Linked DNA regions of Homo sapiens: all the other regions are linked to region 1. Evidence: read pairs that join two places in POLR2A ChIA-PET (ENCODE). Cell type or tissue: Panc1. All regions are shown on one strand. Each heading gives the region's core, and the rest is flanking DNA. Links, peaks and the distances in the headings are about the cores only. Region 1 holds the start of FBXO17 (F-box protein 17). Region 2 overlaps RINL (Ras and Rab interactor like). Region 3 overlaps SELENOV (selenoprotein V).

Region 1 (10,838 bases), core at 1,348-9,347:
GATGTCCCCTCTGCAAGATGGGAAATATGCAGGTCCACATCTGTCATCCACAATCTACATGTTCAAAAGCTCAGAAAACCAACAGTTTTTCCCAGACCCATTTGGTGGCAGGAGCTGACTTGAGCTGTCATGAGGTTTTGTATAGTCTTTAGTTACTCCCCTGAGAATGAACGTGCATTTCACTGAAGGCCTATTAGTGTTTGATTACACAAATGCTCCTCAGCCCTACTAGGGGACTTATGTAACATACCAAATGGGCTCCGTATGACTTGCTTAATATTCAAAGTCTAGGCTGGGCATGGTGACTCACGCCTATAATCCCAGCACTTTGGGAGGTCAAGGCAGGCAGATCACTTGAGGTCAGGAGTTCGAGACCAGCCTGGTCAACATAGTGAAACCCATCTCTACTAAAATACAAAAATGAGCTGGGTGTGGTGGTGCATGCCTATAATCACAGCTACTTGGGAGGCTGAGGCAGGAGAATGGCTTGAACCTGGGAGGTGGAGGTGGCAGTCAGCCAAGATCACAACACTGCACTCCAGCCTGGGTGACAAAGGAGAGTCCATCTCAAAAAAAAAAAAAAAAAATTCAAAGTCTAGACTCCCAAATGCATCTGGCCCCAAGAGCTTTGGATCAGAGATGATGGACCTCTAATAACCCCTGCCCCTCACGGTTGTAGGGAAATTTCATGAGATCAGGGTCTGGCCCTCGACAAATGTTTGCTGCCACTGTGAGGAGTTACTATGATTAGCAGCAAACACCCAGCTATGGGATTGGAGGAGTCCACGTGGGCACCTCCATATGCTGCCATCAGAGACTAGAAGAATGTGGGATAAGGACAGACACGCTTAGGAAAAAACAAGGCGAAACACAGCAGGACAAAAACTGAACCTCTGGCACGATCATTCGTTGAATTTGCAAAAGGAAAAAGAAAATACCAAGTTCCAAATCTATCCCTAGAAAAATGGGTGGTGACTGGGTGCTGTGGCTCACGCTTGTAATCCCAGCACTTTGAGAGGCCAAGGCAGGAGGATGGCTTGAGCCCAAGAGTTTAAGACCAGCTTGGGTAACATAGTGAGACCCCTGTCTCTACAAACAAAATTTAACAATTAGCCAGGCATGGTGGTGTGCACTTGTGGTCCCAGCTACTCGGGAGGCTGAAGTGGGAGGATCACTTGAGCCCAGGAAGTTGAGGCTGCAGTGAGCCAAGACTGTGCCACTGCACTCCAGCCTGGGTGAGAGTGAAACCCTGTGCCAATTAAAAAAAAAAAAAGAAGAAAAGAAAAAGGGCCCAGCTGCAGCAGTTATGTTGACAGTGTTAGTCATAGGTGAACAGGCTATAATAGTTAAGGAGATGCCTTCACAGAATACTAACAGCTACTGTTAACTGAGCACTTACTTTGCTCTAGGCATGTGGGAATTGCTTTACAAAATCTCACAGAAGCCTCAAACCACCCCATGAAGTAGGCACATGGGGAAACTGAGGCTTGGAGGATGACAGCAACGTGCCCAAGGTCACCCAACAAAGAAGCAACAGAGCCATGTCAAAAGACAAAATTACAACAAATTTAGTTATAGATCTAATGGGCTTTTATTCAAGATTCTTGAATGGGGCAGCCTCCATTTTACAAAACAGACTGAGACCCCCACTGGGTAGTAAGAGAATGGTGGGTTTTATAAGCTGGGACCAAGGGAAAAGAATGATAGAAAAAAACAAACAAAAAAACTAGGCCGGGAGCAGTGGCTCACTCACACCTGTTATCCCCAGCACTCTGGGAGGCCAAGGCAGGTGGATCACCTGAGGTCAGGAGTTCGAGACCAGCCTGGCCAACATGATGAAACCCCATCTCTACTAAAAATATAAAAATTAGCTGGGTGTGGTGGCACGCACCTGTAATCCCAGCTACTCAGGAAGCTGAGGCAGGAGAATTGCTTGAACCCAGGAGGTCAAGGTTGCAGTGAGCTGTGATTGTGCCACTGCACTGCAGCCTGGGCGACAGAGTGAGACCCCATCTCAAAGAAAAAAAAAAAAAACCTGCTGGGATTTGAATCTTGGTATATTGGACTCCATAGTTTGTGCTACTGTATACATGTCTTCTGTCTCTTTCTTTGTTTCAAAATAATCTTACTTTATTTTCTCCCAATTTTTACTATGAAATTTCATTCTATAGACAAGTTGAAAGAGTAATCAAATGAACATCACTATCTGCTCCATATTTTGCCATATTTGCACTCTCTCTTTTCTTTTTGGACAGAGTTTTGCTCTTGTCGCCCAGGCTGGGGTGCAATGGCGCGATCTCGGCTCACTGCAAGCTCCACCTCCTGGGTTCAAGCTATTCTCCCGCCTCAGCCTCCTAAGTAGCTGGGATTACAGGTACCCGCCATCATGCCCTGCTAAATTTTTATTTTTGTCGAGACAGGGTTTCAACATGTTGGCCAGGCTGGTCTCGAACTCCTCAGCCTCCCAAAGTGCTGGCATTACAGGCATAAGTCACCGGCCTGGCGGCCTTGATGAACTACTCTTCAGTACTTCCTAATGAATCTCCTAAGATTAAGGGCAACCTGGCCAGGCGTGGTGGCTCACGCTTGTAATTCCAGCACTTTGGGAGGCCAACGCGGGTGGATCACGAGGTCAGGAGTTCGAGACCAGGCTGACCAACACGGTGAAACCCCATCTCTACTAAAAATACAAAAAAATTAGCCAGGCGTGGTGGCACATGCTTGTAATCCCAGCTACTAGGGAGGCTGAGGCAGGAGAATCGCTTGAACCCAGGAGGTGGAGGTTGCAGTGAGCCGAGATTGTGCCACTGCACTCCAGCCTGGGCGACAGAGAGAGATTCTGCCTCAAAAATTCATTCTGCCATCAATACCCACTCCGTGAACAATTTCCCCTGCTGTCTCTAGCAGGTCTTCTGTGGCTGTTTCCTCCTAACAAGATCCCCGTGGGGGCTCAAACACCAGTGGGGGTGGCAGGTCTCACTCATCTCTTTTAATCTAAAACACTTCGTTTTCCATTCTTCTAAAAGAGATTACATACTTTTATTATAGAAAAAATTAAGGCAAACTTTTCTATTTGATTTCTAAGCCATATGTAGAATTTGATTAGAATTGAAGAAATTAATATTTACATAAATACAAAAATGTTATTTTAAAAATATATCTTTTTGTTTGGGCGCCGGTGGCTCACACCTGTAATCCCAGGACTTTTGATGGCCAAGACGAGCAGATGGCTTGAGCCCAGGAGTTCGAGACCAGCCTGGGTAACACGGCAAAACCCCGTATCCACAAAAAATAAAAAAATTAGTGGGGTTTGGTGGGGGGGCGTGCACCTGTAGCCCTAGTTACTCAGGAGGCTGAGGTGGGAGGATCTCTTGAGCCCAGGAGGTTGAGGCTGCAGTGAGCCATGATTACGACACTGTACTCCAGCCTGGGCAACACAGTTTTGATTTGATTTGATTTGATTTGAGACAGGGTCTCAAATATATATGTGTATATATATATATACATATATATATATACACATATATATACACACATATATATATGTACATATATAGTTTTTTTTTTTTTGAGACAGAGTCTTGCTCTTGTCACCCAGGCTGGAGTGCAATGGCACAATCTTGGCTCACTGCAACCTCCACCTCCAGGGTTCAAGCGATTCTCCTTCCTCAGCCTCCTGAGTAGCTGGGATTACAGGCGCCTACCACCACGCCTGGCTAATTTTTGTACTTTTAGTAGAGACGGGGTTCATGTTGGCCAGGCTGGTCTTGAATTCCTGACCTCAGGTGATCCGCCCGCCTCGGCCTCCCAGAGTGCTGGGATTACAAGCGTGAGCCACCGCGCACGCCCGGCCTAAAAATATATTTTTTAAAAAGAAGCTCCTTAGCCAAGCCTTACAAAAAGAGAGTCAACAGATACTAGGTATATTTAATGGAACAATAAATACAAGTTAAAAAAATTATTTTATGTTAGAAAAGTAGCCAATAGAGAAGCCGAAAGTAATGTCCTGACTATACAGGGAGGTGATTATATAGGGAGGAGGAAAACCACGGAGATGATCAAAGTTGTCTCCTATTTTTAGCAAGGGATCCATGGACGCGTTGTCTAAAAGTTGATGAAATAAGAAATAACAATCCAAAAATATGCTGTAAAGATTTGGAAATAGATACCAGAGGAATAAAAAGTGGAAAAAGTTAAAAACGAGGCACCAGCGATCACGAGTTACTTCTTGCCATTTTTGAAAAGTAATGTAGTTAACAAAAAAATGTATTTGGCCGACAGGGGTTGGGGGCGGTGGTGAGGGAGAGGTTGTTGTTTAAAGGCGTGTTGTTTTCCATGCAAAGCTCTGTCCTGTCCTACGTGTCTGAGTGTCGTGTATTACTGGAACATTTTTAAAGAAGTATTATTTATTTTACAACTAGACTCCCATAATATTTGTCTTTCAAAATATGGAGTAAATAGACGCTGTCTAAAGTTGAAGAGGCAGTATACAGAGCTTTCGAACATATCACTGAACATTGCAAAAGTAACTTGGCAGAACAAAATTTAAATTGAGGGTTGGGGCCGCAGCGAAACACATAATGTGCCCAAGTTGCTAAATCGAGAAACCGCCCTCCAAGGCTTCTGATTCACAGATTCTGCGAAGGGACTGACGGCCAGAAGACAGAAAATCCAGCAACGGTAAAAAGCGGCCTGGCCTTCCCCGGGCTGTTGCGCCCACGTGTTGGTTTGCAGCGTTTGGCAGGGGTTTTGGATGGTGGCCTCCGCGGACGAGCGCAGGGATGGAGAGGCCTGGGCGTTCGAACACCCACGTTCAAAGCAAAGCCCTTCCAGATTTAGGGCTTTCTAACGTGCATTTGTATAACTTTGGGTTTAAAGGAGCCTCAGGCCGAGGGAGGGCCCGGGAAAGCGACGCTGCGGGTTATGGGACTCCCAGGGACCCGCCCCTCCGGGCAGGGCCTGGCGCGGGAATCCTTCCCGGGGCGCCCCAGCTGTGGGCGAGAACGGGACTGACGCTTGGGTCCCGACCTGGGTCCCCTACCTGTCCCGGCGCTCACCTGGCGGGCTGCTCGGAGGCGGCAGCGGCGGGCTAAGCTTCCCTTTCCCACTTTGTTCTGGGAGGCAGTCGAGGGGCTCCCCGTGATCGGCGTGGCCCAGGGGGCCCCGGGACCGGCGGTCTGGGCGGTCGGTCCTCTCCCGGGGCGTGGCGGCTGCAGCCCGGCGCCGGGGGCGGCGACTCTGAGATCCAGCGGGCGGGGGCGGGAGGCCGCCCCTCCTCCGGCTGCGGGGCCCAGCGGGAGCGAGGGCGGGCGGGCGGGGGAGCTTGGAGGGCTGCGTGCAGCGAGGGGGAGGCCCAGTTGCCGCGAGGCCAGCGGGGAGCGGGGCCAGCCCCGCGCCCCTAGGATCCGGGGCCCACCCCTGGGAGAGCCACCTCCTCTGGGTGTGCGAGTTCCACATCCCCAAGACGCCCCCGCGGGGGGACTGGTCCTAGCTCCCCACCCCCACCCAAATTCCGTTTCCTTCTGGTCCTGGCCTCCTGCTTGCGGCCGTCTCCACCCCTCACATCCATGGGATCCTGCACAGGTCCACGGTTGGTAAACCGCTTAGCTGTGAGCCCGACCCAGGGCCTGATTCGAAACACTTGGATCAAAGTCCCTGGCCACAGGGATTTTCTTGTATTTACGTTGCTTCCCAGGGCCAGATTCTCAGAAGCCCGGGGCTGATCTTAAATTAAATCCCTTCACCACACGCACTCTCTGTGGCAATGACAAACCTGTACCCTTCCACCTTAGGACTCCCCTGTCCTCCCCATCCCCCCAGCTATAGACAACTGAATTAATCCGGAGGTTCAGTTTCGGTCAGGCTGGGGCCGCGACCCATTTTCTCCCTTTACCTCTGCCCTTGGGTCTTTGCAGTCCCTTCTGATGGCCCTAGATTGCACCAGGGACCTCAAGGTGACTGATCTCAGACACCCCAGAGCTAGTTTTCTGGAAGCCAGGCCTCCCCCACGCTGGTAAATCATTCTCCAGGCCCACTGGCTCATATCTGCCACTGTGCTAAATGCTTTGTATGCATGACCTCCTCATGGACGCCTCTCCCGAGAAACTGAAGTCCAGAGATACCTGGTCTGTTGCACGTAGTCCAAGTCGCTAGCTTGGAGGGGTCACACAGCCAGAGAGCCTGGATTCCCTAAAGCCCCTTCCCCTAGAAACCTCAGCCAGGCCCCACAGCGCCATCGTGAGGACGGCGTGAGACTGCGTGTGCAGCGCGGAGCACAGTGCTGGACTCAGAGCCAACGCTAATTTGACTACTATTACATTATTTGTAACAACCGCCTTTGAAAGCATTTTCTGCTGTGGGTTGTAAAATTACTGTATTATTGGTAGAGTTTTTAGCACAGATCCACACGCAGTTCCTTATGTGAAAGGCGTAGGCCTAGGTTTGTTTTGCATTCCGGATTTTGGGGGGTTTATTTATTTTATTTTAGTTTTTTGAGACGGAGTCTCGCTCTGTTGCCCAGGCTGGAGTGCAGTGGCTAGATCTTGGCTCACTGCAAGCTCCACCTCCCGGGCTCAAGCAATTCTTGTGCCTCAGCCTCCCGAGTAGCTGGGATTACAGGAACGCGCCACCACGCCTGGCTAATTTTTGTATTTTTAGTAGAGAGGGGGTTTGGCCATGTTGGCCAGGCTGGTCTCGAACTCTTGACCTCAGGTGATCTGCCTGTCTTGGCCTCCCAAAGTACTGGGATTACAAGCGTGAGCTACCACGCCTGGCCGTAAGTAGCCATTTCTTCATGCTGCTCAATTCTCTGACATCCAGGGGCTTGCATATGTAGGGACAAGAATACTAACTAATCTTTGTTCTTTGATAAAACATTAAACAGTTGTTCCTCTAAGTCTTCCTCGAAACCAGATTTCCCTAATCATTTCAACATTCCTTCCAAAAGCCATCGCTTAAAGCCTTCCCAAATCTAATGTCAGATGTTTGCGATTGTTGTAAATACCTTAACAAATAGACAAAGCAATTGTGTGTTATTATAATGATTACAAAGCTAATGCATACTTGTGCTGACACGTGTCACCAGTGTGCTGATACCCATGGACTTGAGCTTGTTTCTTTATTGTTATTATTACAAAAAGTGGAATTGTTTATTTTTCATTTATTGATTTATTTTTGAGTCAGCGTCTGGCTCTGTTACCCAGGCTGGAGTGCAGTGGCATGATCACAGCTCACTGCAGCCTTGATCTCCTGGGCTCAAGTGATCCTCCCACCTCAGCCCCTCAAGTAGCTGGGACTACAGGGGCACGCCACCATGCCCGGCTAATCTTTGTATTTTTTGTAGAGATGAGGTTTCGCCATGCTGCCCAGGCTGGTCTCGAACTCATTAGCTCAACAATCCGCCTGCCTTGGCCTCCCAAAATGCTGGGATTACAGGCATAAGCCACTGCATCTGGCCTTGTTTCTTTATTATTGGTATTCTAGTTTTTAGACTCCTTTCCTGCAGGGAGTGTGATTTGACTCACCCAATATAAGGAGCCCTGGTAACCGCCTCAGACCTGCTGAGGTTTCGGCTTTAGGTCAGAGCCAGTTTCAGGAAGGCTGATGATTCAGGACCGGTGGAGAGGCCTGGGGAACCTCTAGCAGGGCAGCCCACTGAATGCGGTTGTCACTCAGAGCCTGTCCATGTGCTTGGATCTGAACAGGAAGAGAGGTTTTATTTATGGTCTTGGTCGTGCTTTCCCTCGGAGTCACATTTGTTCCTGGTGTCTCCTCACATGGTGCAGGCTGATGTGCCTACTTTGCAGCTCTTTCTGCTGAGCAAGGCCTGTTTCTACCCAATTAAATCTAAAGCCTTCTATCACAATAAAACCTCAACTGTCATTCCCATCAACCAAGAAGAACTGAACTAGGAGGCCCTGACATTTGCCAATCTGATGTGTTATCAAATGTTTACATTGGCCGGGCACGGTGGCTCATGTCTGTAATCCTAGTGCTTTGGGAGGCAGCAGGATCACTTGAGACCAGGAGTTCAAGACCAGCCTGTGCAACATAGTGAGACCCCCATCTCTACAAAAAATTTAAAAATTACCTGGCTATGATGGTGTGTGACTGTGGTTCTAGCTACTTGGGGGGCTGAGGCAGGAGGACCGCCTGAGCCTGGGAGGTTAAGGCTGCAGTGAGCTGTAATGGTGCCACTGTACTCCAGCCTGAGTGACAGAGCAAGACTCTATCTCAAGACAAATAAACAGGCCGGGCGCGGTGGCTCACGCCTGTAATCCCAACACTTTGGGAGGCCAAGGCAGGCGGATCACCTGAGGTCAGGAGTTTGAGACCAGCCTGGCCAACATGGCAAAACCCCGTCTCTACTAAAAATACAAAAATTAGCTGGGTGTGGTGGCATGTGTCTGCAGTCCCAGCTACTAGGAGGGCTGAGGCAGGAGGATTGCTTGAACCCAGGAGGCGGAGGTTGCACTGAGCTGAGATTGTGCCACTGCACTCTAGCCTGGGCAACACAGCAAGACTCTGTCTCAAAACAAACAAACAAACAAACGAAGTTTACATCTTTGCCTATCTAAGAAGTCAAAAGAAAACAAAAAAAGGTATTGCCCTGGTATCTTCCTTCGCATTTCTCCTAAGATGAGGACATTGGTCATCTTTTCATGTGTTTAAGAGCTATTTGCATTTCTTTCTACATAGTTTGTCATTAATCACCTTTGCCCATTTTTCTGCAATTACTGGTCAGGTGTTGTGTTTTAAAAATGGTGCAATGGGCCAGTGCAGTGGCTCACTCCTGTAATCCCAGCACTTTAGGAGGCCAAGTCGGGCGGATCAGAAGGTCAGGAGTTTGAGACTAGCCTGGCCAATATAGTGAAATCCTGTCTCTACTAAAAATACAAAAATTAGCCAGGTGTGGTGGAGGGCACCTGTGGTTCCAGCTACTTGGGAGGCTGAGGCAGGAGAATCACTTGAACCCAGGAGGCGGAGGTTGCAGTGAGCTGAGATCGTGCCACTGCACTCCAGCCTGGGTGACAGAACAAAAGTTTGTCTCAAAAATAAATAAATATAAAAAAATACAAATATAAATACAAAAATTAGCCTGGAGTGGTGGCAGATGCCTGTAATCCCAGCTACTTGGGATGTTGAGGTGTGAAGATCACTTGAACCCAGGAGGTAGAGGCTGCAGTCAGCTGAGATTGCTCCACTGCACTCCAGCCTAGGCGACAAAGTGAGACTCCGACTCAAAAAAAAAATGGTGCAATTATTGCAAACAGTGAAAAATGGACGGATGTCACATACAAATCTAACTTTCCAGCCTCTGGAGAGATGGCCTACGCTATAGGGCACGTGTTCTCACAGTCCCTTACCTTGTGCAGTGCATTGCCTGGGCCCATCATCCATAACGTTAATATCCTGGCTTGTGGTTATCTGTGGTGGTGATAGTGGCAGGAGGCAGTCAAATCCCTTGGCAGATAGGGGTGGTTCCCCAGTGAAACCTCATCTTCAAGCCAAAGACAGTTTTAAGCCTGAAGGCCAAGCTGCAAGTCTCAGATAAATCCACGGACCAGATTGAGAACTTGTCTTCCTGTTTGGTGCACTTTCCTCTGATTCCTCCCCACCCTTCATCTATTTTACATGTACCTACCCTTCCCTAATTTTTTTTTCTTTTCTTTCTTTTTTTGAGATGGAGTCTCGCTCTGTTGCCCAGGCTGGAGTCCAGTGGCATGATCTTGGTTCACTGCAACCTCCGCCTCCTGGGTTCAAGCAATTCTCCTGCCTCAGCCTCCCAAGTAGCTGGGATTACAGGTGCCCGCTACCACGCCTGGCTCATTTTTGAATTTTTAATAGAGACAGGGTTTTACCATGTTGGCCAGCCTGGTCTCAAACTCCTGACCTCAGGTGATCTGCCTGCCCTGGCCTCCCAAAGTGCTGGGATTACAGGTGTGAGCCACCACACCCAGCCCGTAATTGGTTTTTTACACTGTCATGCCCATCTTTGAATGGTGCCTTTGTTTTAGCCTCTTTTGCATACTCACAAACCAATCAGCATGCACTCCCCCATTCTAAGTCCATAAAAGCCCCAGACCCAGCCACACTGAGGGAGAGACCACCTGACTTCAGGTGGGGGACTACCCTCACATCCCCTCTCTGCTGAGAGCTTTTATGTCACTTAATAATAAAAATCTTCTCCACCCTTCTCACCCTTGGATTGTAAGTGTGATCTCATTCTTCTTGGACGTGGGACAAGAACTTGGGACCCTGCCGAATGTAGGTACAAAGAAGGCAGTAGCACCATAGCTCCCCACGATTGGTGCCTAGCGGCCACCCCATGCAACAGAAAGCAGTGGCAAGACCAGGCCAGCCCTGGAGCTACAGGCCAGAGTGGGGCAACATAACAGAACTACTAACATGCCTCCTTTCGTCAGGCTGTGGAGGGACTAACAGAGCTGTTAGCATGCTATAACACCACCTCTGGGACTTCAGGGTCATGGGCTTCCCTGTTTGGGTGCCGCCGTGTTCTCCTTGTCTGAACGCCAGAGTACACAGTGGGAGCCGCTTGCAACACACCTGGTCCAGCCACAAACCCTACATGGAGCCTGCCCCTGTGTCAGTGCTTGCAGGGGCCAGTGGGACCCCACACTTGCTAGTTCACACACCCCCTCCCACCCAGGGGCTGAGTGCAAAGTCACGGTGGCTGTGGGATCCATGCCAGAGTGCAATCCAGCTGTGCCCTGGTGGGCTGAGTGGGCAGGGTGCCTCCTGCAACAAACCTGGGAACAGTGCAAGGCCAGGGCAGTGGCATTGCTGGCCAGAGGTCTCTGGGCAGCAATGTGGCTGAG
Region 2 (10,267 bases), core at 1,784-9,783, 110 kb before region 1:
TATGTGGGAGGCCGAGGTGGGCAAATCACTGAGGTCAGGAGTTTGAGACCAGCCTGGTCAACATGGCGAAACCACCTCTCTACTAAAAATACAAAAATTAGCCAGGCGTGGTGGTGCACGCCTGTAGTCCCAGCCACTCTGGAGGCTGAAGCACCAGAGTCACTTGAACCTGGGAGGAAGAAGTTTTGTGTGTGTGTGTGTATGTTTGTGTATATGTATGATTGAGTGTTGAGTGGTTTTTAGTATGCTCACATAGTCATGCAACCATCATCACTGTCTGATTCTGGAATATTACCCTCAAAAGGAACTCCATACCCTTTTTTTGTTTTTCGAGACAGAGTCTTGCTCTGTCGCCCAGGCTGGAGTGTAATGGCGTGATCTCGCCGCACTGCAACCTCCGCCTCCTGGTTCAAGCAATTCTCCTGCCTCAGCCTCTGGACTAGCTGGGATTACAGGCGCCCACCACCATACCCCGCTAGTGTTTTGAATTTTTAGTAGAGACGGGGTTTTGCCACGTTGCAATCCGCCCACCTCAGCCTCCCAAAGTGCTAGGATTACAGGCGTGAGCCACTGTGCCCAGCCTCCATATCCTTCAGCAGTCACTCCCCTCAGCCCCCGGCAGCCGCCAATTTACTTTCTGTCTCTATGGATTTGTCTAGTCTGGACATTTCATATTGTAGGGTCCAGCCCTACGGGGCTTAGCAGGTGTTCTCCCCGTGTGCAGAGATGAGAGATGGTAATAAATAAAGACACAAGACAAAGAGATAAAGAGAAAACAGCTGGGCCCGGGAGACCACTACCATCAAGTTGTGGAGACTGGTAGTGGCCCCGAACGGCTGGGCGCGCTGATATTTATTGCATACGAGACAAGGGGGGCAGGGTAAGGAGGGTGAATCCTCTAAGTGATTGATAAGGTGAAGCAAGTCACGTGATCATAGGACGGGGGTGGGGGGCCCTTCCCTTTTAGGTAGCCAAAGCAGAGAGAGAAGGCAGCATACGTCAGCGTTTTCTTCTATGCACTTATAAGAACGATCAAAGACTTTAAGACTTTCACTATTTCTTCTACCGCTATCTACTACCAACTTCAAAGAGGATCCAGGAGTACGGGAGGAACGTGAAAGTGGACAAGGAGCGTGACCTTTGGAGCACAGCACCACAGGGAGGGGTTTAGGCCTCCGGTGACTGCAGGCAGGCCTGGATAATATCCAGCCTTCCAGAAGAAGCTGGTGGAGCAGTGTTCCCTGACTCCTCCAAGGAAAGGAGACTCCCTTTCGCGGTCTGCTAAGTAATGGGCGTCTTCCCAGACACTGGCATTACCGCTTGACCAAGGAGCCCTCAAGCGGCCCTTATGTGGGCGTGACAGAGGGCTCACCTCTTGCCTTCTAGGTCACTTCTCACAATGTCCCTTCAGCACCTGACCCTATACCCACCGGTTATCCTTAGGGTATATTAGTAATGCAACAAAGAGTAATATTAAAAGCTAATGATTAATAATGTTTATAATAATGATTGATAATTGTCCATGATCATCTCTATATCTAATTTGTATTATGACTATTCTTATTCTAACTATTTTCTTTATTATACTGAAACAGTTTGTGCCTTCAGTCTCTTGCCTCGGCACCTAGGTAATCTTTCACCCACATCATATAAATGGAAAAATATAGTATGTAGCCTTTTGTGTCTGATTCTCTTAGCATGTTTTCAAGTTTCACCCATGTTTTTTAAATTAAATTAAATTTTTATTTTTGGGGGACGGAGTTTAGCTCTTGTCGCCCAGGCTGGAGTGCAATGGTGCAATCTCGGCTCACTGCAACCTCTACCTCCAAGGTTCAAGCGATTCTCCTACCTCAGCCTCCCAAGTAGCTGGGACTACAGGCGCCCGCCGCCATGCCCGGCTAATTTTTGTAATTTTAGTAGAGACTGGGTTTTGCCTTGTTGGCCAGGCTGGTCTCTTATCTCCTGACCTTACGATCCGCCTGCCTCGGCCTCCCAAAGTGCTGGGATTACAGGCATGAGCCACTGTGCCCGACCTGCTTTCTTCTTTTTTGTTGTTAAGCCTCCTCCGGCTCCAAGCAGAAATAGCTTCACGGTCTGCTGTGCTTCAGATTGAAAACTCAGACACCCTCAGGGACCAGTGGGGAAAGCCACCCCTTAGAGGAAAGTTTCTCATTTGCATTACGCAGTCCTGACCCTTTCCCTACCTTTCCCCGCCCCCAGCTTCAATCAGGTCTAACTGATATGTGAGAAACCAGACCTTTAAAGTGTACAATTGATGAGTTTTAACTTACATATACACCTGGGAAACCATCACCACAAATCAAGATAGTGACCACAAGGTAAAAACAGTATTCATCATCCCCAGGAAGTGTTTTTGTTTTTTTGTTTTTTGTTTTTTATTTTTTTTTTTGAGATAGTCTTGCTCTGCTATCCAGGCTGAAGTCCAGTGGTGTGATTATAGCTCACTGTGGCTTACTCCCAAGTAGCTGGGACTACAGGTTCCTGCCACCCCATGGCCATTTTATATATATATATATATAATATATATGTATATAAAATATATATATAGTTATATATATACACACTATATATACTATATATTATATATAATAGTTATATATACCATATATTATATATACTATATTATATATAGTATATCATATATAGCATATATTATATATACTATATTATATAGTATCTCATATATAGCATATAATATATACTATATTATATATAGCATATCATATATAGTATATATAATATATACTATATTATATATAGTGTATAATATATACTATATTATATATATATTATATATATAAATATAATTGGGTTTTTTTTTGTTTGTTTTTTTGGTAGAGATGGGGTCTTGCTACGTTACCTCGGCTGATCTCAAACTCCGGGCCTCAGGCAATCCTCCTGCCTCAGCCTCCCAAAATGCTGGGATTACAGTAGTGAGCTACCACACCCACAGAAGTTTTCTTTTCGTTTTTGAGACGGAATTTTGCTCTGTCGCCCAGGCTGGAGTGCAGTGGCATGATCTCAGCTCACTGCAGCCTCCACCTCCTGGGTTCAAGCAATTCTCCTGCCTCGGCCTCCCTAGTAGCTGGGATTACAGACATGCACCACCATGCCCAGCTAATTTTTTTTTTTTTTTTTTTTTGAGATGGAGTTTTGCTCTTGTTGCCCAGGCTGGAGTGCAATGGTGTGATCTCGGCTCACTGCAACCTCCATCTCCCAGGTTCAAGCGATTCTCCTGTCTCAGCCTCCTGAGTAGCTGGGATTACAGGCATGTGCCACCATGCTTGGCTAAATTTTTTTGTATTTTTAGTAGAGACGGGGTTTCTCCATGTTGATTAGGCTGGTCTTGAACTCCTGACTTCAGGTGATCTGCCTGCCTTGGTCTCCCAAAGTGCTGGGATTGCAGGCATGAGCCACCACACCCAGCCGCTAATTTTTATATTTTTAGTAGAGACAGGGTTTCAACATGTTGCCCAGGCTGGTCTTGAATTCCTGACCTCAAGTGATCCCCCTGCCTTGGCCTCCCAAAGTGCTGGGATGGGTGTGAACCACCACGCCTGCAGAAGTTTTCTTGAGCCTCCTTGTAAACCCTCTGTTTTTCACTGTCCCCCGCCCAGTGTTACAGACCACAAGTTCTTGGGATCTGAATGCAACTGAAATTGACTTGAGGCCAAAACAGTTTTCCCAGACAAGACTTCATTGGAGTTTATGCCTGGGTATGAGGGAGACAGCACAAGAGAAAGAGAGCAAATTTGCTGGCTGACTCTTGGAAAAGAGCCAGTAGGGCTTTTTTATTAGGCAAAGCTCTGGAATTGACATTAGCGGGAGGATATACAGGCTGAGCTGGGCAAAACATGTGAGGAGTAGAGCACTCATGAGGACACTTGTCTGGCTGCGATGGTTATCTTGAGTAATGGGCCACATGGTGTTCTGGCAGGTGCAACAAGGCTGTAAATCAATTGTTCAGCTTTCCTTCCGGAGCTGGGACACTCACACCCTCGGTTACTTCCTAAGGCCAGTTCCTGAAATTCTTTTTTTTTCTTTTGTTTGAGACAGAGTCTTGGTCTGTTGTGCCCAGGCTGGAGTGCGGTGGTGCTATCTTGGCTCACTGCAACCTCCTTCTCCCAGGTTCAAGTGATCCTCCTGACTCAACCTCCCGAGTAGCTGGGATTACAGGCGCCTGCTACCACGCCCAGCTAATTTTTATATTTTTAGTAGAGATGGGGTTTCACCATGTTGGCCACGCTAGTCTCGAACTCCTGACCTCAAGTGAGCCACCCGCCTCGGCCTCCCAAAGTGCTGGGATTACAGGCGTGAGCTACCGCGCCCGGTCTCGCTATTGATTCTTTTTGCTTCCACGGACAACTTTTTATTTCCTATCTTCCATCTGTGAGGGCGTTCAGGACTTTTGGGCCTTTGTGAGTAAACAGTCAACTCTGTGGAGCGGAGACCCTAGAGAATATGGCCAGAGAGAAATGTGAGCTGTACTCCATTGGCAGCTAGCAAAACTTTCCTTTCTTTGAGCTGTCTTTGCAGTGGTTCTAGATCTTGGGAGGACGGCTGTAGATGCCCTGCATCCTTGGTTAAGTCATAACCTTGGTTAAGGCTTATAGGTTTCACTTGGGAGAGTACCTGTGGTGAAGAAGTTCACAAGCCAGGAATACCAGCTGTTTGTCCCAACTAAAAGCTGGTAATACGGCTGGGCACTGTGGCTCTCACGCCTGTAATCCCAGCACTTTGGGAGGCCAAGGCGGGTGGATCACCTGAGGTCTGGAGTTCGAGACCAGCCTGACCAATATGGTGAAACTCTATGTCTACTAAAAATACAAAAATTAGCCGGACATGGTGGTGTCTGCCTGTAGTCCCAGCTACTTGGGAGGCTGAGACAAAAGAATTGTTTGAACCCAGGAGGCGGAGGTTGCAGTGAGCTGAGATTGCACCACTGCACTCCAGCCTGGGCAACAGACAGACACTCCATCTCAAAAATAAAATAAATAAATAAATAAATTTATTTATTTTAATAAGAAATTTAATCTGGTAATAAGAAATTTAAGAGTAGTTATTTTAAAGAGCTTTATAGTTAGAAGTCAGCTTAATCAAAAGCTAATATCCAAGTTTTTTTTTTTTTTTTTTTTTTTTTTTTTAAGACTGAGTCTTGCTTGTCACCCAGGCTGGAGCGCAGTAACACGATCTCGGCTCACTGCAACCTCTGCCTCCTGGGTTCAATGAAGCCATTCTCCTGCCTCAGCCTCCCCAGTAGCTGGGATTACAAGGGTGCACCACCACGCCCAGCTAATTTTTGTATTTTTAGTGGAGACGGGGTTTCACCATGTTGGCCAGGCTGGTTTCGAACTCCTGACCTCGCGATCTGCCCGCCTCGGCCTCCCAAAGTGCTAGGATTACAGGCGTGAGCCACCATGCCCGGCCCCAAGTTTTATATATATATATATATATATTTAAAAGGGCTTTCTGACTTTTCTCTTTGAATCTTTTTTCGTGGACTAGAACTTTTTTTTTCAAAAACAAAAAAACCCTGTGTGCTTGGTATGACCACTTCCTTTGTTCACTTCCTCCCTTTTTCTTTTTTTCTTCTTTCTTGAGGTGGGGTCTTGCTCTGTTGCCCAGGCTGGAGTGCAGTGGTGTGATCACAGCTCTGCAGCTTTGACCTCCTGGGCTCAAGCAATCATTCCACCTTCACCTCCCAAAGTGCTGGGATTACAGACATGAGCTTCTATGCCCGGCCCACTTCCTTTATTAAAAATTATTTTTCCATGATGTGAGTGAGAGCCCAAGGGGAGACTTCTAGCATGAAGCCCAGAGCTCCACAGCAAACAGGAGCTTGAGTTTGACCCTAAGCCCTCAACCAGCGATACCCCAAACAGCTGCCATTTGAGTTTCACGTCCCTTTTTTTTTTTTTTTTGCCACACATTCATGCATCACCTGCCCACTTCACTGCTTAATAATTTTCTTTAAATCAACCCACTCTTTTGTTTTTAATTCAACACATTTATTTAAACAGGAGATGTCATTTCACTCCAGGAAGTGGAAAACCAGTGTCAGTTGGCACACATAGACTCTAATAGTACAAATAAATCCAATGATTCAGCAACAACAGAGAAGTGCTAAAAGCATTGGGTGAAAGGTGTTGAGGAACAGGTTGGTCACCAGGTCTCAAGGTGACACCCACAGATGATGCAAGAATTCAAAGGCTCACGCCTATAATCCCAGCACTTTGGGAGGCCGAGGCGGGTGGATCACTTGAGGTCAGGAGTTCAAAACCAGCCTGGGCAACATGACGAAACCCCATTTCTACAAAACATACCGAAAATTAGCCGGGCATGGTGGTGGTGTGCACCTGTAGTCCTAGTACTACTAAGCTGAGGTGGGAGGATCGTGGGAGGTGGAGATTGCAGTAAGCCTAGATCACACCACTGCACTCCAGCCTGGGCGACAGAGTGAGACCCTGTCTCAAAAACAAACCGACAAACAACAAAAAATAAAACAAAAAACAAGGGGAGAAGATGACCATCTGCAAGCCAAGGAGAGAGCCCTCAGAAGGAAGTCTATTGTGCTGACACCTCGAACTGGAACTATTGTAACCGCCCAAGGGGTTCACGTTTCCTGCTGCCTAGACAGAGCCCATACATCAAAACAGGGGAATTGCAATAGAGAAAGAGTAATTCGCTGGGCGCAGTGGCTGACGCCTGTAATCCCACCACTTTGGGAGGCTGAGGTGGGCGGATCACGAGGTCAGGAAACCGAGACCATTCTGGCTAACACGGTGAAACCCTGTCTCTACTAAAAACACAAAAAATTAGCCGGGCGTGGCGGCACGTGCCTGCAGTCCCAGCTACTTGGGAAGCTGAGGCAGGAGAATGGCGTGAACCCGGGAGGCGGAGCTTCCAGTGATGCAATGAGCTGAGACCACGCCACTGCACTCCAGCCTGGGCAACACAGCAAGACTCCGCCTTAAAAAAAAAAAAAAAAAAGAGTGATTCACGCAGAGGAGCCAGAGCCCGCTGTGCGCTGTGCGGGAGACCGGAGTTGTATTATTACTCAAATCAGTCTCCCTGAGCATTCTAGGATCAGAGCTTTTAACAACAACGCGGTGGGTGGGGGGAAGCTAGTGAGCCAGGAGTGTTGATTGCTCAGGAATGAAATCATAGGGAGTCGAAGCTGTCTTCTTGAGCTGAGTCAGTTCCTGTATAGGGGGCCACAAGATCAGAAGAGCCAGTTTATTGATCTGGTGGTGCCCACTGATCCATCAAGCGCAGGGTCTGCACAATGTTCCAAGCACTGATCTTAGGAGCAGTTTAGGGAGGGTCAGAATCTTGTAGCCTCTGGCTGCATGACTCCTAAACCATAATTTCTAATCTTATGATTAATGTTAGTCCTACAAAGGCAATCTAGTTCCCAGACAAGAAGGAGGTCTGCTGTTGGGCGCGGCGGCTCACGCCTGTAATCCCAGCGCTTTGGGAGGCCGAGGTGGGCTGATCACAAAGTCAAGAGATCGAGACCATCCTGGCCAACATGGTGAAACTGTGTCTCTACTAAAAATACAAACATTAGCCAGGCGTGGTGGCACATACCTGTAGTCCCAGCAACTCAGGAGGCTGAGGCAGGAGAATTGCTTGAACCCGGGAGGCGGAGGTTGCAGTGAGCTGAGATTGTGCCACTGCACTCCAGCTTGGGCAACAGAGCCAGACTCTGTCTCACCAAAAAAAAAAAAAGAAAAAAAGAGGGAGTTCTGCTTTGGAAAGGGCTGTTTTCAACTTTGTTTAAACTATAAACTCTTTCTCTCAAAGTTAGTTCGGCCTACATCTAGGAATGAACAAGGACAGCTTGGAGATTAGAAGCAAGATGGAGTCAATTATGTTAGATCTCTTTCACTGTCTCAGTCATAATTTTGCAAACACAGTTTCACTGGGAGGAAATAAATTTCTGTTGTTTAAGCCACACAGTCTGTGATCTTTTTTTTTTCTTTTTTGAGACAGAGTCTCGCTCTGTCGCCCAGACTGGAGTGCAGTGGCACAATCTCAGCTCACTGCAACCTCCGCCTCCCAGGTTCAAGCGATTCTCCTGCCCCAGCCTCCTGAGTAGCTGGGATTATGGGCGCGCATCACCATGCCTCAGCCTCCCGAGTAGCTGGGATTACAGGCGCGTCACCATGCCCGGCTAATTTTTTTTTTTGTATTTTTAGTAGAGACGGGGTTTCACCATGTTGGCCAGGCTGGTCTCGAACTCCTGACCTCGTGACCCACCTGCCTCAGCCTCCCAAAGTGTTGGGATTACAAGCGTGAGCCACCGCACCCGGCCATCTGTGGTCTTTTTGATGGCAGCTCTAGCCGACTAGCCTATCTCCTTAGCTCAATGGTCAAAGTTAGCTTTACCAATCACGGCCCCTGATGGGATTCAGGTACCGAGAAGGACACAGCGTCCCTGCGGAGTATTCTTCCCCACAGCTGCAAGACCAGATTTTAATCATGAGGAAGCAGCAGACGAGGCCAGAAACTGGGACTGTCCACAGGACAACTGGCCAGGGCTCTTCGAACAGCCAGGGTCAGTCCAGCTGCTACACATGTGAGGTAAGAAAAAAAAAAGCCAACGTCAGGAGCCTCTCTGAACCTATTGTGGTTTGGAGGCTGTCCAGTTTATTTACAAATTGAAAAAAAGTTATATATATATAAATTATTATATTATTGTTTTATAATATTTATATTATTTTATAAATTAATATAATTATTATGATTATAAATTAAATATTTTAATTTATATATAAATTATTTTTTATTTTTGTAAATATATAAATCTATCTATATATAGATATATCTATACGTATAGACACAGATAGATACCTCATGTAGCTAGTGCATACTTGAAATGTGACTAGTCCAAACTGTGATGTGATTAAGTGTAAAATGCACAGTAAATTTCAAAGCTTTAGCATACACACACACAAACATACAAAGTTTTAAATATGTCAGTAACTTTTTAATATGGATACATGTTGAAGTGATAATATTTGGGATACATTGTGTTAAATCAAATATATTATTATTAACGTTAACTTCACTTGTTTCTTTTTATTTATTTATTTATTTTTGAGATGGTGTTTCACTCTTGTTGCCCAGGCTGGAGTGCAATGGCGCAATCTCCGCTCACCGCAATCTTCGCCTCCCGGGTTCAAGCCATTCTCCTGCCTTAGCCTCCGGAGTAGCTGGGATTACAGGCATGCGCCACCATGCCCGGCTAAGTTTGTATTTTTAGTAGAGACGGGTTTCTCCATGTTTGTCAGGCTGGTCTTGAACTCCCGACCTCAGGTGATCTGCCCACCTTGGCCTCCCAAAGTGCTGGGATTACAGGCATGAGCAACCGCACCCGGCCTCACTTGTTTCTTTTTAGTTTTTTAAATTGTAGTTACTATGAACAATGAAATACATAAATATATGGTTTGTTAGCATGTGATACATTCTTTGGGAAAAACGATCACAATTGGGCACGGTGGCTCACGCCTATAATCTCAGCACTTTGGGAGGCCGACGTGGGCAGATTGCTTGAGGTTAGGAGTTTGAGACCAGCCTGGGCAACAAAGAGAGACCTCATCTTTATAAAAAATTTTAAAAATTAGACAGGCACGGTGGTAGGTGCCTGTAGTCTCAGCTACTTGGTAGGCAGAGGCAGGGGGCTTGTTTGAGCCAGGAGGTTAAGGCTGCAGTGAGCCGAGATCATGCCACTACACTCCAGCCTGGGCAACAGACAGAGACGTTCTTTCAAAACAAAACAAAACCCCCTGTTCCTCAAGCAAGATGCCAGACGTACCTGGGTCAGTCCAGACTCCTGACCTATGTGGTTTAGGAGCAGCAAGGAGGAGGGAGGGGTCCCAGGAAAAGGGAACAGCCTACCTCTGGGCCTTTGCACTGGCTCATCCTGCTTCTCGGAATGCTCTTCCTAATACCCACTCTGCTCCTCCCTTCCCCTCCCCTCCTTCAGGCCTTTCTGCAGATGTCACCTCAGTGAGGCTTTCTCTGATACGCCTGTCTAAAACTGCAAAGCCTCCTGAGTAGCTGGTACCACAGGAGTACGCCACCACGCCCGGCTAATTTTTGTTTTTTTTTTTTTTTGGTAGATGGGGGTCCCACTGTTTTGCCCAGGCTGGTCTCAAACTCCTGGGCTCAAGCAATCCTCCCACCTTGGCCTCCCAAAATGTTGGGATTACAGGCATGAACGGAGGGGTGTGAAACCCCT
Region 3 (10,838 bases), core at 1,701-9,700, 550 kb after region 1:
GCCCCATGAATAACCAGGCGCGGACCCCAGCCCCCTCCTCGGCGCGGACTTCAACCTCAGTCCGGGCTTCTACCCCGACCCGGACACCGACTCCACTCCGGACCCCGACTCCGGTCCGGACTCGGACCCCCATCCGGACCCTGACTCCAGTCCTGACTCCGTCTCCAGCCGGGACTTCCCCTCTGGTCCTGACTCCTGCTCCAGCCCAGATTCCCACTCTGGTCCCCACTCCCGCTCTGGCCCGGATCCCCCGTCTGGTTCCGCCTCCTGCTCCGGCCTGGATCCCTACTCCGGTGCCGACTCCCGTTCCCGTCCGGAACCCAACTCCGGTCCCGACTCCGGCTCGGACCCTGACTCCTCCAGTCCGGGTCCCAGCCCCAGCCCCAGCCCAGCTCCTGGCAGGGATTCGGGCCGCGCTCCCCGTCTTGGACTCCTACCTGGCCCCGGCCCTACCTTTGGATCCGCCCCCGGAACCTGCTCCGGAGCTGCCTTTGTTGCCCGAGGAGGACCCTGAGCCGGCGCCGAGCCTGAAGCTCATCCCGTCGGTCTCCAGCGAGGCCGGGCCCGCCCCGGGGCCCCTTCCCACGCGCACCCCGCTGGCCGCGAACTCACCCGGGCCCACCCTGGACTTCACCTTCAGGGCAGACCCGTCGGCCATCGGGCTGGCGGATCCCCCCATTCCCAGTCCTGTCCCCTCGCCCATCCTGGGGACCATCCCGTCGGCCATCTCCTTACAGAATTGTACGGAAACCTTCCCCTCCTCCAGCGAGAACTTCGCGCTGGACAAGAGGGTCCTGATTCGAGTGACCTACTGGTGAGGACCTCACACATGCCTCTCCCAACCCCCGGGGACAGGGCCGGCAGTGGGGGCTGGGTCTCCGGGGACGTGGAGGTCAGGGTTGGGGTAGGGCGAGGGGAGGGATTCAGGAAGAGCCCCAGAGTTCCAGTTCCCAGATTGGAAACCCGCTCTTGTCTCTCATTCTCTTTGGGGCAGGAGAGCTTCAGGTTCAAATCCCTGCTTTGGATCTGAGCTTCATTCATTCGTTTCTGAGTGCCCCGCGGGCCAAGTGCCAGGCCTGTGCTAGAGATGGGGTGCTGAGTAGAGCAGATCGATCTACTTTGCTCCCCAGCAAGACCAACCCAAAGACACCGCACATGATAGGGGCTCTGGCTTCCCTTCCCAGCCTCTCTCCTGCCCTGGAAGCCTCTCTGGCCCCTTGTCTCTCTCTCTCTCTCTCACTTCCTCCTCTTCTGTCTCTGCCCACAGGCGGTCTCTCCCACTCTCTGTCTCTCTGTCTCCCCACCTCACTCTCTCTCTCTTTTGTTTTTGTTTGTGTTTCGGACAGGTCTTGCTTTACTGCCCAGGCTGGAGTGCAGTGGTGCAATCACTGCTCACTGCAGCCTCGACCTCCAGGGCTCAAGCGATCTTCCCACCTCAGCCTCCTGAGTAGCTGGGACTACAGGTGTGCACCACCATGCCTGCCTAATTTTTTTTTTTTTTTTTTGAGACGGAGTTTCACTCTTGTTGCCCAGGCTGGAGTGCAATGGCGCGACCTCTGCTCACTGCAACCTCTGCCTCCCGGGTTCAAGCAATTCTCCTGCCTCAGCCTCCCGAACAGCTGGAACCACAGGCATGTGCCACCACGCCCGGCTAATTTTGTATTTTTTTTTAGTAGAGACGGGGTTTCACCATGTTGGCCAGGCTGGTCTCGATCTTCTGACCTCGTGATCCACCCACCTTGGCCTCCCAAAGTGCTGGGATTATAGGTGTGAGCCACCGCGCCTGGCCCCTAATTTTTAAATTTTGTTGTAGAGATGGGGTCGGGGATGGGGTGCGGGGGCAGTATCACTATGTTGCCCAGGCTGTTCTTGAACTCCTACATTCAAGCAGTCCTCCTGCCTCAGCCTCCCAAAGATCTGGGATTACAGGTGTGAGCCACCGTGCCCAGCCTGTGTCTTTCCTTTCCCAGAGTGTTGTGTGTTTCTGCTTCTCCCTATCTCGGTTCCCTCACCTCTGGCCTCTTTCTTTCTCTCCATCTTATCTTTTCTGTCTCTTTCTCTGACTCCATGGATTCGTGTATTCATGTATTCATTCGACAACTACTTCTTCACCACCCACCATGTTCCAGGTCCTATTGGCATCAGGGACACAGCAGTGAACAAGACCGAGATCCCCGTCCTTGTGGCTCCCATGGGCTGGTGTGGAGGGGCAAGCAAAAAAACAATAATATGACCTGTAGAAAATGATCTCATATGTGAGGAGGTGATCCGTACTGTGAACAAAAGGCATTTTGGGGGGTTGCAGTTTTAGCTGGGGTGGTCAGGAAGGCCTCACTGAGAAGGGGGTATATGAGCGAAGCCCTGAAGGAAGGAGAGAAGGAGTTGTGTGGATGCTGTGGGGAGAGCATTTGGCTGAGGGAACTGCCAGTGCAAAGGTCCTGAGGCAGGGCATACCTGGGGTATTGAAAGATGAGCTAGGGGCAGGGCCTATAATCCCAGCACTTTGGGAGGCCAAGGTGAGTGGATCACTTGAGGCCAGGTGTTGAAGACCAGCCTGGGCAACACGGCAACATGGTGAAACCCTGTCTCTATAAAAAATTTCAAAAATTAGCTGGGTGTGATGGTGCATGCCTGTAATCCCGGCTACTTGGGAAGCTGAAGTGGGAGAATTGCTAGAACCCAGGAGGTGGAAGGTTGCAGTGAGCCGAGATCGCACCACTGCTCTCCAGCCTGGGCGACAGAGCAAGACTCTGTCTCAAAAAAAAAAAAAAAAAAAAAAAAAAAGCCCAGCGCGGTGGCTCACGCCTGTAATTCCAGCACTTTGGGAGGCCGAGGTGGGTGGATCACGAGGTCAGGAAATCAAAACCATCCTGGCCAACATGGTGAAACCCGGTCTCTACTAAAATATAAAAAATTACCCGGGCGTGGTGGTGGGCGCCTATAGTCCCAGCTACTAGGGAGGCTGAGGCAGGAGAATGGCGTGAACCCGGGAGGCGGAGCTTGCAGTGAGCTGAGATCGCGCCATTGCACTCCAGCCTGGGCAACAGAGCGAGACTCCGTCTCAAAAAAACAAAAAAACAAAAAAACAAAAAAAAAAGAGAGAGAGAGAGAAAGAAAGATGAGCTAGGGGCTTCTGTGGCTGGCACAGGGTGAATGAATTGGGGAGAAGTGGGAGAAGATGGAGACAGAGGGGTGAGAAGGCAGATCCTGTGGTGGCTTGCAGGCCACGGGAAGGACTGGTTTTTCCCCTGCGTGAGATGGCACTACTTCGGGATTCTGAACAGGGGAGGAACATGATCTAACTCAGGTGTTCATAGGGTGCCCTGAGCTGGGGAAGATACTGATGCGGTGTCTTCCCTGGTCTCTCTCTTAACTTTCTCCTCCTGCTCTTGGCCTCCAGTGGCCTCTGAAGCTATAGCCTTCGGGTGAGTAGTTTTGGCTTTGGAGGTAGGGGGAGCCTGAGGCAGGAAGACTGGGAGGAGTCCCTGTTTCCCCTCCCCTGCAACCCCATGACCCCATCTCCTCCCCTCAGTACATTCTACTGAAAAAGAGCCTGGAGCAGCAATTTCCGAATCACCTACTCTTTGTAAGTGTGTGGGGGTCCTGGGGGAGAGGGGGGTGGTCAGGGATCTGAGATCCCCAAGGGGCTTGGAGGAGAGAGCTTAGCCTCCCCTACGCTCACCATTTCCTCCCAGGAGGAGGACAGAGCTGCCCAGGCTACAGGGGAGTTTGAGGTGTTTGTGAACGGGAGACTGGTCCATTCCAAGAAGGTGATCCTGAGTAAAGGTCCGGGACAGGGAGGTGGGGTGGTGCTGAGGTCCTGGGGGTGGGAGACCTGTGTGCTTTCTTCCCTCTGTGCCCAGAGGGGTGATGGCTTTGTGAACGAGTCCAGGCTGCAGAAAATTGTGAGCGTTATCGATGAGGAAATCAAGAAAAGGTAGCCGGCAAGGGGTGGAGCTGGAGGTGAGCGTGGAGCTCCCAAGGCTGCGGTGGGAGGGGTGGAGGCCGGGTAGGAGGATGGGGCAGGGCTCTGTCTCAGTCCTGATCCTAGCTCAGCCGGTTCTCACTGTTAGAATCATGACAAGTCACCTACATTCTTTTCTGAGCCTCAGTTGCCTCATCTGTAAGACCCTGGGGTAGGACTGTGTTCAGTGAGTTTGAAAAATAGCAAGGAGGCAGGGCACAAGTCTAGCACTTTGGATGGCTAAAATGGCAGATCACTTGAGCCCAGGAGTTCGAGACCAGCCAGAGCAACATAATGAGACTCTGTCTCTACAAAAAATAATAAATAAATAAATAAATAAATAAATTAGCCAGGCACAGTGGCTCACGCCTGTAATCCCAGCCCTTTGAAAGCCTGAGGTGGGTGGATTGCTTGAGCCCAGGAGTTAGAGGCTGCAATGAGCTCTGACTGGGCCACTGCACTCTAGCTTGGGTGACAGAGCAAGACCCTGTCTCTACAAGAAAAAAAAAAAGTGCCGGGCGGGATGGCTCACCCCTGTAATCCCAGCACTTTGGGAGGCCGAGGCGGGCGGGTCACGAGGTCAGGAGATCGAGACCATCCTGGCTAACACGGTGAAACCTTGTCTGTACTAAAAATACAAAAAATTAGCCAGGCGTGGTGGCGGGTGCCTGTAGTCCCAGCTACTCAGAAGGCTGAGGCAGGAGAATGGCGTGAACCTGAGAGGCGGAGCTTGCAGTGAGCTGAGATGGCGCCACTGCACTCCAGCCTGGGCGACAGAGCGAGACTCTGTCTCAAAAAAAAAAAAAAAAAAAAAAGGAAAAGAAAAAATAGTGAGGAAACTAGAATGGGCATTGTAGTCCATGGAAACAGTATAACTGCCTGAGGCATGGTAGACCCTATATAAACACTTATTTTTATATGGAGCTGTCATTGTTATTGTTATTTAAAATTCTTTTCTTTCTCTCCCATCTTAGGAGTCTCAGCTGGATGATGAGAAGGGCTGAAATGTTGCCAAGTCAGGTCCTTTTCTGATGGTGGCTGGGGCTGGGGTGAGCTCAGGGAGGGGAAGAGGAGAATACATGCAGAGTCAGCACCCCTGTGTCCAGTCTGACTGTGTCTGCTGTCGCCACACTCACCTCTGAGGTCTGTGGAAGTCACCTGATATTCTGGCCCCAGGGGTGGGAGGGAGGGGAGCTTGGAAGGCTAGTCCTGTAGCTCCAGTCCTCTGTCTGGCCTCCACTCCTCTTGCTCCTGAGGGCAGTTTGTTTCTTTTGTGGATTCGTCATTTCCCATGCCCTGGTTCCAGATACATTTTGAAAACCTTCCATCTTATTGGCATTTTCTGGGGTTGTGAGGGAAACGGGGATGGCAGTCAGACTCAAACCCGTGACACTCCAAACTCGATTATGCTCCAGGGCCCACTTTCTAAACCTGTAAGATCTATGTTCCAGCCTGCGCAACATAGTGAGACCCCAACTCTACAAAAAATAAAAAATTAGCCAGGTGTGGTGGTGTGTGCCTGTGGTCCCAGCTATTTGGGAGGCTGAGGCAGGAGGATGGCTTGAGCCCAGGAGGCTGCAGTGAGCCATGATTATGCCACTGTATTGCAGCCTGGACAACAGAGTGAGATCCTGTTTCAAGAAAAAAAAAAAAAAGGAAAAAAACCCATAGGTTTTAGAATGCCAGTGTTGTAGGGAGCGTCTCTGTGACCTGGGGCTGGAGGAGAGGCATTTTCACATTCATTGGACATTTATGGGCTCCGTACTCTGCACCTGGCATGGTGGGGTCAGTGGTCACATGCCAGGAGGTCAAGGGCAAAGGCAGGGGGGGCTCAGACTTTACCACTTAGTTGCTGTGTGACCACCACCAAGGGACGCCACCTCTCTGAGCCTCCATTTCCTCCTCCATAAAATAGACGTCATAGCACTATTTAACTTGTGGAATTTTTGTGATAATTACATACTAAATTATGCTTGGGAAAGGATTAGCAGAAGGCTTATCACAGAATTAGTAAGTTTCAGTTAGTAGTAGATTTCAGTTAAGAGTGCTTTTGCCTACTAGTAACAGCAGACTTGACTGCCAATGGCTCACACAGCAGACTTGACTGCCAATGGCTCACACAGTAGAAAACACAAATTCTGTTTTGTTTGTTTTTTGAGATGGAGTCTGGCTCTGTCACCCAGGCTGGAGTGCAATAGCACAATCTTGGCTTACTGTAACCTCTGCCTCCCTGGGTTTAAGCAATTCTCCTGCCTCAGCTTCCCGAATAGCTGGGATTACAGGCATGCACCACCACACCCACCTAATTTTTGTATTTTTAGTAGAGATGGGGTTTTGCCATGTTGGACAGGCTGATCTCGAACGCCTGACCTCAAGTGATCCGCCCACCTCAGCCTCACTGCTGGGATTAGAGGCGTGAGCCACCTCAGGCCTGATGTTTTCAACACCTGACAGGATAATGTGCTGGCCCTGTACATACAAATGATATGCTGGTGTGAGTAGGAAATAAGTTATCTATCATGCCTGCTAAGACAGAGTGCTGGAGGGTAGGGGAAAGTCCCAAAACATATATGGGGTTTGTCTCAGTGAAATCTGTATGTGTCAAGCAGTATAAAACATGAGAGGATATTTCCTATGTGAAAGATACTTTCCACCCCCTACAGTTAGGGATTTGTTTTTTTTTTTTGAGACAAGAGTCTCGCTCTGTCACCCAGGCTGGAGCGTAGTGGCATGATCTCAGTTCACTGCAGCCTTGAACTCCTGGGCTCAAGCAATGCTCCCACGTCAGCCTCCCAAGTAGCTGGGGTTACAGGCACGTGCGACCATGCCAGGCTAACGATTTTTTTTTTTTTGAGACAGAGTCTCACTCTGCCCCCAGGCTGGAGGGCAGTGGCGCGATCTCAGATCACTGCAACCTCTGCCTCCTGAGTTCAAGCCATTCTCCTGCCTCAGCCTCCTGAGTAGCTGGGATTACAGGCGCGCCCCACCATGCTCGGCTGATTTTTGTATTTTTAATAGAGAAGGAGTTTCGCCATGTTGGTCAGGCTGGTTTCGAACTCCTGACCTCGTGATCTGTCTGCCTCGGCTTCCCAAAGTGCTGGGATTTCAGGCGTGAGCCACTGCACCAGGCAGGCTAATGATTTTTGTATTTTTAGTAGAGACGGGGGTCTCCTCATGTTGCCCAGGCTGGTCTTGAACTCCTGGGCTCAAGCAATACACCTGCCTTGGCCTTCGGAAGTGCTGGGTTACAGACATGAGCCACCATGCCTGGCCAGGGGTTTGCTTTAATCACACTTTTATGAACTTGGTGACACCACCCTGGTTCAGAACGCCTAACATACCTCATAAAATATTTTTATTTTTTATTTTTTTGAGACGGAGTCTCGCCCTGTCACCCAGGCTGGAATGCAGTGGTGCGATCTTGGCTCACTGCAACCTCTGCCTCCCTGGTTCAAGTGATTCTCCTACCTCAGCCTCCAGAGTAGCCAGGATTACAGGCACCCGCCACCACGCCCGGCTAATTTTTTGTATCTTTAGTAGAGAGGGGGTTTCACCATGTTGGCCAGGCTGGTCTCCAACTCCTGACCTTGTGATCCGCCCACCTCAGCCTCCCAAAGTGCTGGGATTACAGGTGTGAGCCACTGCTCCCGGCCTAAAATATTTTAAAAATATTTTTAATGCAAAATTGAGCTGGTGGGAAGGTAAGGGAACTCCTGGAGTCCAGAAATCTCACAGAAATATAAATCCAAAAGTGGTTGGTGTTGGAGTTGGTACTTGCTGTGAGGAAATCTGCTAATTTTGATGGCAAGAACCTGCATGACTCAAAATGTAAAGGGAAAAGACAGAACCCAAGGCCCAAGCGGGATGAGATGCCAGAGTGGAGACCATGTGGATGCCGGGAACCCCAGGAGGCAGTACCCTCCAGTGGGTAGGCTGGGAAAAAATGCCCCTCTCACAGAGGTAGGCAGTTGGGGTGATTAGCAGTCTCCACCTTGTTAGTGAGCAAATGATTGAAAGAAAGCCTTCTGTTAATAAGCCTGCACTCACACAAATTTGGGACCTAAATTCCTGCCATCTGACAAGTCTGAAATTTCATCTAAATTAATGTCTGGTTAGGAATGTTCCCAAGTATGTGTTATGATTAAACAGAAGTCAACTAAGAAGATGCTGAACCATTTCCCAGGTAGTTCCCAAAGATAATATTTTGAGGAACATGAGTTAGCAATTAAAAGGAGCCAGGCATGGTGGCTTACACCTGTAATCCTAGCACTTAGGGAGGCAGAGGCGGGAGGATGACTTGAGGCCAGGAGTTCAAGACTGGCCTGGGCAACATAGGGAAACCCTGTCTCTACAAAAAATACAAAAATTAGCCCAGCATGGTGGCATTCGCTTGTAGTCCCAGCTACTCAGGAAGCTGAGGCTGGAGGATTGCTTGAGCCCAGGAGGTCGAGGCTGCGGTGAGCCATGATTGAGCCATGATTGTGCCACCGCATTCCAGCCTGGGCGACAGATCGAGAGACCCTGTCTCAATAAAGGAAAAAAAAAAGTCCTGGCGCAGTGGCTCACGCTTGTAATCCCAGCACTTTGGGAGGCCGAGATGGGCGGATCATGAGGTCAGGAGATCGAGACCATCCTGACTAACATGGTGAAACCCCGTCTCTACTAAAAAAAAGAAATACAAAAAATTAGCTGGGCGTGGTGGTGGGCACCTGTAGTCCCAGCTACTCCGGAGGCTGAGGCAGGAGAACGGCATGAACCCGGGAGGCGGAGCTTGCAGTGAGCTGAGATTGCGCCACTGCCCTCCAGCCTGGGGGACAAAGCGAGACTCATCTCAAAAAAAAAAAGGAAAAAAAAATTGTCGTTAACATAAAAGTCATTAAAGTAAAAAACAGTATTAGATATTGTCGTATAGTAGAGAATTTAGTTGGCCTTTGTGTCCAGTTGCTGGGAGGGACTCTTTAAATCCTTGGCATTTCCCAAGTGACAGGGGTGCACCGTTAACATGGTGGACCCCTTGGGCCATACTTGATAGTTTTTTTGTTTTTTTTTTTTCGGAAATGGAGTCTCACTCTGTTTCCCAGGTTGGAGTGCGGTGGCACGATCTCGGCTCATTGCAACCTCCACCTCCTGAGTTCAAGCGATTCTCTTTCCTCAGCCTCCCGAGTAGCTGGGACTACAGGTGCACGCCGCCACGCCCAGCTAATTTTTTTTTTTTTTGTATTTTAGTACAGATGGGGTTTCACTGTGTTGCTCAGGCTGGTCTCGAACTCCTGACTTCAGGCAATCCGCCTGCCTTGGCCTCCCAAAGTGCCAGAATTACAGGTGTGAGCCACCACCGGCCCATATTTGATAGTTTAGACTCAAAAGGTGACTAACGGTGCACTTCCACTTCTTGTTTATGGTAATTAGGTGAATCAGAATGGCAGCTGTCAGTGACAGAAGGGCCACCATGAGCTTATGAGAAAGCTGGACTTTGAGCCACGTGGTATCAGCTTGACAGTCTGGGAGGGGAAGGAAGCTGGAGATTGAGTTTCAGTTCCATGACCAATGATCCAGTCAATCACGCCTGCATAATAAAACCCCAATAGGCCGGGTGCAGTGGCTCATGCCTGTAATCCCAGTACTGTGGGAGGCTGAGGTGGGCGGATCATCTGAGGTCAGGCGTTGGAGACCAGCCTGGCCAACAGGGTGAAACCCCGCCTCTACTAAAAATACAAAAATTAGCTGGGCATGGTGGCACATGCCTGTAATCACAGCTACTCGGGAGGCTGAGGCAGGAGAATCACTTGAACCTGGGAGGTGGAGGTTAAAGTAAGCCGAGATAAGGCCATTGCACCCCAGCCTGGGTGACAGAGCAAGACTCCGTCTCAGAAAAAAAATAAATGAAAACCCCCCAAAAAAACTTTGTGCACGCAGGCCCAGATAGCTTTCCCAGCTAGGAATACTCTGCGTATCACCACAAATCCATGTGCCAGAAAACTGATGTGTCCTGCCTCCACAGGGAGAGGACGTGGAAACTGTGCACTGGGACCATCCCAGACCTCGCCATGTGTGTGTTTCTTTCTTGGCTAATCTTGATTTTTATCTTTTTTTTTCTTTTTTTTTTGCTATAATAAAACTATAAAATCATAGCACTTTCCCCAGTTCTGTGAGTCACTCTAGTGAATTATTGACCCTGAAGGAGGAGTGGGAACCCCCTGAATTTGTAGCCTGTTGGTCAGGAGTAAGGAGGTCTGGGAACCCCAGAGCTTGTGGCTGGTGTCTGGAGTGAGGACAGCCTTGTGGAAGACTGAGTCCTTAAACCTGTGAAGACGAATATTCACTCCTAGTGTCAGAATTGCATCGTAGACATGAAGTAGTAACTACAGAATAATAAACATTTTAATTGGGCAGGAGGATGGTACAATTCTAAACTGTATGTACCTATTAACAGCTTCAAAATACGTTAAGCAGCAGGGCGGGCGCGGTGGCTCACGCCTGTAATCCCAGCACTTTGGGAAGCTGAGGCGGGCTGATCACGAGGTCAGGAAATCGAGACCATCCTGGCTAACACGGTGAAACTCCATCTCTACTATAAAAAAAAATACAAAAAATTAGCTGGGCGTGGTGGGGGGCGCCTGTAGTCCCAGCTACCTGGGAGGCTGAAGCAGGAGAATGGCGTGAACCTGGGAGGCGGAGCTTGCACGTGAGTCGAGATCGCGCCACTGCACTCCAGCCTGGGTGACACTGCAAGACTCCGTCTCAAAAAACAAACAAACAAACAAACAAAAATTAGCCGGGCCTGGTGGTGCGCGCCCGTAATCCCAGCTACTCGGGAGGCTGAGATAGGAGAATCGCTTGAACCCAGGAGGGGGAGGTTGCAGTGAGCCGAGAT

Evidence for each region. Peaks named below come from ENCODE experiments on the same cell type or tissue, not always from the same donor. Only the 100,000 strongest peaks of a DNase experiment are listed, where the experiment ranks them.
Region 2: POLR2A ChIA-PET joins it to region 1 with 10 read pairs; 5 of 35 experiments call an interaction of 5 or more read pairs at or near these places.
Region 3: POLR2A ChIA-PET joins it to region 1 with 14 read pairs; 2 of 35 experiments call an interaction of 5 or more read pairs at or near these places.

What each region holds. Positions count from the first base shown.
Region 1 is chr19:38,970,529-38,981,366 of GRCh38, forward strand. FBXO17 (F-box protein 17) reads right to left here and starts at 5,214. Exons shown (of 6, transcript NM_024907.7): 1 at 5,058-5,214. RefSeq lists enhancers at 7,161-7,210, 7,661-7,760. In Panc1, for the core only: no CTCF peak of the experiment used is centred there; DNase peaks (open chromatin) are centred at 4,863, 5,673, 6,153, 7,675 and 1 weaker place; H3K4me3 peaks cover 2,830 bases; H3K27ac peaks cover 4,428 bases.
Region 2 is chr19:38,858,839-38,869,105 of GRCh38, forward strand. RINL (Ras and Rab interactor like) reads right to left here. Exons shown (of 12, transcript NM_001195833.2): 12 at 8,992-10,267. The coding sequence ends at 10,266. Among named protein-coding and RNA genes, the nearest start is that of HNRNPL, 14 kb to the left of the region's middle. RefSeq lists a silencer at 1,312-1,480 and enhancers at 6,011-6,305, 6,865-7,440. In Panc1, for the core only: no CTCF peak of the experiment used is centred there; a DNase peak (open chromatin) is centred at 6,073; H3K27ac peaks cover 1,464 bases.
Region 3 is chr19:39,515,208-39,526,045 of GRCh38, forward strand. SELENOV (selenoprotein V) reads left to right here. Exons shown (of 6, transcript NM_182704.2): 1 at 1-814; 2 at 3,401-3,425; 3 at 3,533-3,586; 4 at 3,696-3,770; 5 at 3,864-3,963; 6 at 4,939-5,468. The coding sequence starts at 6. The coding sequence ends at 3,941. Among named protein-coding and RNA genes, the nearest start is that of SELENOV, 5.5 kb to the left of the region's middle. RefSeq lists silencers at 4,982-5,276, 9,289-9,489. In Panc1, for the core only: no CTCF peak of the experiment used is centred there; no DNase peak of the experiment used is centred there; H3K27ac peaks cover 312 bases.